Linked DNA regions of Mus musculus: region 2 is linked to region 1. A link is a loop called in an ENCODE intact Hi-C map of the cell type or tissue named here. Cell type or tissue: gastrocnemius. All regions are shown on one strand. Region 1 overlaps Dhx34 (DEAH (Asp-Glu-Ala-His) box polypeptide 34). Region 2 overlaps Sae1 (SUMO1 activating enzyme subunit 1).

The links. A loop is a pair of places that touch in the nucleus more often than their neighbours do. Peaks named below come from ENCODE experiments on the same cell type or tissue, not always from the same donor. Only the 100,000 strongest peaks of a DNase experiment are listed, where the experiment ranks them.
Region 2: it touches region 1 in a loop (2.6-fold over the local background); 8 of 42 quality-filtered maps call a loop at or near these places.

What each region holds. Positions count from the first base shown.
Region 1 is chr7:16,198,653-16,201,152 of GRCm38, reverse strand. It overlaps Dhx34 (DEAH (Asp-Glu-Ala-His) box polypeptide 34), which reads left to right. Exons shown (of 17, transcript NM_027883.3): 14 at 1,194-1,478; 15 at 2,132-2,308; 16 at 2,452-2,500. Among named protein-coding and RNA genes, the nearest start is that of Dhx34, 22 kb to the left of the region's middle. In gastrocnemius, no CTCF peak of the experiment used is centred here; a DNase peak (open chromatin) is centred at 1,319.
Region 2 is chr7:16,363,574-16,366,073 of GRCm38, reverse strand. All of the region lies in intron 5 of Sae1 (SUMO1 activating enzyme subunit 1), which reads left to right. Among named protein-coding and RNA genes, the nearest start is that of Sae1, 23 kb to the left of the region's middle. In gastrocnemius, a CTCF peak has its summit at 1,043; no DNase peak of the experiment used is centred here; H3K27ac peaks cover 2,245 bases.

The sequences.
Region 1 (2,500 bases):
GCAGGAACCTGTGCAGGGGCCACAGGAAGTTGTGGCCCATGACCCACTGAGGCCTTTCCCTTGTGCCAGCCACCATTACTGTTGGGGCTGGGGGTCTGTGCCAGCTGGGTGGGGCTTACGTGCCAATGAAAAGCAACACAGCCAGGGCTTCTGCATACTACAGAGAGAGGCATGGTGTGGGACCCCGTGAGATGGTAGCAATGAGACATTCACCATTTGGGGTGACATCTGGATCCTAATCCCCTCTTGCTACTCCTTGCTTATGATGAGGGGAACATCACCCAAATGCCTGTCTTTCACCTATCCATGTACCCAGCTGTCTACCCATCAACCCTCATCTGTCCTTCCCTTCCCTGGCCATTCAGCTTCATGCCCACCTCCACTTGTCCACCCATCCACTCAAATGGACATCACCTGCCTCCAGTCCATCCACCCATAGTCAGCCCTACCCTTGTGAGATTGGCTCTGCCTTGGTGTCAGGAACCCATGTGCCTCTCTGTCTGGGGTCTTCCGGCCTCCATGTTCCTGCCTCAGCCTCCAAGGATTGGGATTAAAGCATGTGTCACCAGTTAACTACTTCCTTTGGTCACACTCCCTTTTTTGTGACTCCCTAAGGTGCCTTGATTCTTAGGTTTCCAGGATATTGCACTCTTTAATTTTATCCTTGTCTCTTTAAGTTGAATGTTGACTGGTGGTGGGGCTGGCTTTGTGCTGACCACTGTGTCTCCAACATGGCACCAGAGCATGGCAGAGGAGGCCTGCAGCATTGTTGGGCGGTTATATTGAGTAGACAGATGGATGGACGGGAGAACAGGCAGGTGGGGGGGGGCTAGGTAGTCAGGCAGGTGATGGGTAGACACTTGGATGGGTGGACAGGTGGGGTGGGCATGAAGCTGAATGGACAGGGGAGGGAAGGACAGATGAGGGTTGATGGGTAGTCAGCTGGGTACATGGATAGGTGAAAGACAGGCAGAGGCAGACAGTTGGGTACATGGATGGACGGGGGATGGATAGGTAGATGGGATAGATTAGTGGGAGAGGGACATGGGGTGTCGTGGTGGACAAGTAGGAGGTGGGCAGGTGAGGGATGAACAGGTGAGTGCACAGATGGATGGGTGAATGAGGGGTAGGCAGGGACACAGCCAGGTGGCACCTGAGGTGGCCTCCTGAGCCGCACAGCTTTTCTCTTGCAGTCCCTCCTGCTGTTCAGCCGCTCCATTGACACCAACGGTGACTGCTCCCGCCTGGTGGCTGACGGTTGGCTAGAGCTGCAGCTCGCAGATAGCGAGAGTGCCGTCCGGCTCCTGGCAACATCCCTGCGGCTCCGTGTCCACTGGGAAAGTGCCCTGGACCGGCAGCTGGCCCGCCAGGCCCAGCGACGGAAGCTAGAGCAGGAGGAAGACATGGGGTCTCCAGCAGTCAGCCCCCAGGAGGTGGCTGCTCTGAGCAGGGAGCTGCTGCAGTTCATGGTGGCCAAGGTACCAGAAGGGGGCGTCACTTAGTGGGGGCTCCTTTAAGGATTCAAAGAGGCTCAGTGGTACCTGAGGTCACATGGCTGATGTGGGGAAGCACCGGTGTTTGGCTCTAGAGGCCATGCTGCTAGACACCACTATGTGCCACGCACTGAGCAGATGACAGGTGCCTTCTGTATGCTAAGGACATGCGCAGCATGAGGGCCCAGGGGTCTCCTGTGAGAACAGAGAGGAAGATGTGAGCAGAGTGGGCTGAAACCATCCTCATGGCTGGGAATAGTCATTTCTGATTCTGCACCATGGGAGTCCAAGGAGAGGGGTGAATCCAGGCTGACTTCAGTGTGTGTGTGTGTGTGTGTGTGTGTGTGTGTGTGTGTGTCAGTCACACGCATGTGAAGACAGGCCTAGGCAGTTGGGGAAAGGGGACCAAGCCTGAGGCACCTTGCAGGAGGGACAAGGTAGCTAAGGTCTGGCCGTGGTCTCATCAGCTAGAGGCAGCAGAGGGTGAGCCTGGGGAGGGTGGCTGGAGGAGCCACTGGGGCCACAAAGGTCTGAAAGCAAGTTGGGAGTGGCTTAGGCAAAGTCCAAGGGAGGGCTTTAGGCAGAGCTGGCTCTGGGGGCGCCCACCCCATTTCTGTCTCTGCTCTCCCTTTCTGTAGGTTCCCTACCGCCTCCGAAGGCTCACTGGTCTAGAAGCCCAGAACCTCTACGTGGGACCCCAGACCATCACGACCGCCCCTAGTCTGCCCGGCCTCTTTGGAAATTCTACCCTGTCTCCACACCCCACCAAGGGGGGCTACGCTGTCTCTGATTATCTCACCTACAACTGCCTCACGGTGAGTGAGGTCGCTTGTGGCTTTGGAGTGGGTGGTTGGAAGCTCCAGGCCCAGCTGGCAGCTATAGTCACACTTATGCCCTGTGGGGGCTGGGAGCCTCCAGCCGCTGAAGCAGGGGTCCTGACACGTTTCCTCTGTCGTAGAGTGACACTGACCTGTACAGTGACTGTCTGCGTTCCTTCTGGACCTGCC
Region 2 (2,500 bases), 160 kb before region 1:
GGGTCTCCCCCCCCCCCCCCAAAAAAAAACAAAACAAAACAAAACAAAAAACCATTGGGCGTAGAACCTGGGGACTTAGACATGTGTTTGGGTCTAGTGCAGTGTTTAATCTCATTTTAGAGAAAGCAGTTAGGAAAGCAAACAGAAGGCAATGGTTTCTTTAGCCGGTGTTAGACAAGAAAATCTTGTACTAGGGAAAGCAATTTGAAGTGGCTGGTATTGGTTTCACAAAACTGAGAAATAATGGGACCAAACCCATATTTAAGGAAAGCCGTTGGTTGGAACATTCATTTAAAGTTTCATTGAGGGTTAGAGGTTCTGTGCAGGTTCCACAGCACTGGGACTAAGTTTTCTAGCAAGACAAAACTGCATTTTCTGTCCCTTACTTTTGTGTTTGTGTTGGGATAGCTTTATCTGTGAGCCTGATGCCGAGGAATTATTAAGCTCTAATTTTAGTGTCTATTCACAGGACTGTAATTACCCGGAGTGAACAAACCTGGAGTCCTTTCTTTTTGAGGCCCAGTCAGGCTTTCTCTGCTGGGTTGCCTGAGTTTGGTGGGGAGAGACATTGTTAACAAATGGAGGAACACAAAAGGAGCTTTGTGGGCGGCTCTGTCAGTTTATAAATCACACCCTCTTACAAGTGTGACACTTGGCCCTGGTGTGAAGGGTTTTATGGCTTAAGGGCCTTCTCTGATTGAGGCCCACATTTTGCATTCATATGGAAAAAGCCCTTGCTTTGTTAGCCATTCACAGCTGGAAGTTTCCCTGGAATCCCTTCTGATGATGCCCACTAGGGTGGATATGGAAGCTTCATTTGGGAGCCACTTTTCTGTCACTATGAGGAGAATGTGGGGACCCCAGGCCAGTACTTGGCAGTCTTGGTGTGCCATTCCTGAGCGCTCTGCCGGCACTTTGCCCTTTGTGCAATGTCTTCCTTACAGAGGGCAGAAATTGAAGATATCAAAATATTCCCCAGCTGACATTGTTAGTCAGCTGTTACAATGGGACTATTCAGCTGGGATTCCAACCCTGAGCTCTTGAGGGCGCACAGCATGCAGCACATTCCTTCTGACAATCCCCTGGATTCCAGACCTTGGCTTTGTGTCTCACCAAGAACACAGGGCAAGGACAGGGTGTGGCAGTGTTTGGCCTTGTGGCTTTGCCACCTGGTAGTAACAACTTCTCTATTTGGAGAGAGAGGGCCTTGGGATTTTATTTTACTTATTTATAATTTTTTTGAGTGTGTCAGTCCTGGCTGACCTGGAACTCAGAATGAAGACCAGGCTCACCCAATATCTTCCTGACACCAGGCCAAGTGGCCCTGTGATTTTGAAGTTTTGTCTAGTTAAATTCCTTCACCCAGATTTTAAGGTTTCCTAAATTGTACAGAATAAGTAGTTGGGTTCTATTCAGATTGCAAGATGGGGTGAGGGAAGCAGCTACTTCCTGTTTCCTGTGAAAGGTGTCTGTCAGAGTCCCCCTCTCCTCCCACTTGTCCTAGGTTCAATCAGTTGTTGTAAAACCACTTTGGGTTCAAGGTACATGGTGTGCTCCTAAATTAGAAACATCAGAAAACAAAGAGGAAAAACAGAGCTTGTGGTTTTCACACATCTAGGAAGTTGGGTCTTTTTAACACACGTAAGCCTGTGATAAATAGGGCAGTAGGAGAGGCCCAACTGGAGGCAGCTGGCACTTGGGTTTGTTAGCATCTTTTTGGTACTTTGGTTTTTAAGTTGCATGTGTTTACTTTGTGTGTGTCTGTGTCTGGGGCCTGTTAAGTATTACAGGCAGTTCTTTTACCACTGAGGTACAACTCCATGTACCCTTTAGAGTTTAGTTCCTGGGCTGGTTGGATGGGTAAAGGGACTTGTCACCCAACCACATCATCCAAGTTCAGGACACACATGGTGGGAGAATCAGCTCTTAGAAGTTGGCCCCTGACCTCTGTGAATGTATGTGTACACACACAATAAATGAATAAATAAATGTGCTTTTAAAATACTAGGTTTTAGTCGTTGAGATTAGGAAAGTTTTGTTTATTGCCTTATTCTTAGGCCAGCGCTTAGCACATAGTCAGGAAATAAAGTTCAGTGTAATGGCATTTCCTGCAGCAGAAAATGACCACCCTGAAGGAGATCTTTGTCGTTTTAAACCTACATCATGGAATTAACTGTGGGATGAACTAAATGACTTAGCTTTACAGCACATTAGTTTTCATAGATCAGTTACTTGATCTGAGAGAACAGAATTCCAAAGATAAGAAACTTGCTCAGAGCTGAGCAGTGGGGGTGCACGCCTTGAATCCCAGCACTTGGGAGGCAGAGGCAGGTGGATTTCTGAGTTTGAGGCCAGCCTGGTCTACAAAGTGAGTTCCAGGAAAGCCAGGGCTATACAGAGAAACCCTGTCTTAAAAAAAAAAAAAAACCCCAAAAACAAAACAACAACAAAAAAAAAAACCAAACAAACAAAAAATAGATTGCTTGGTTTAGAGCTGCTG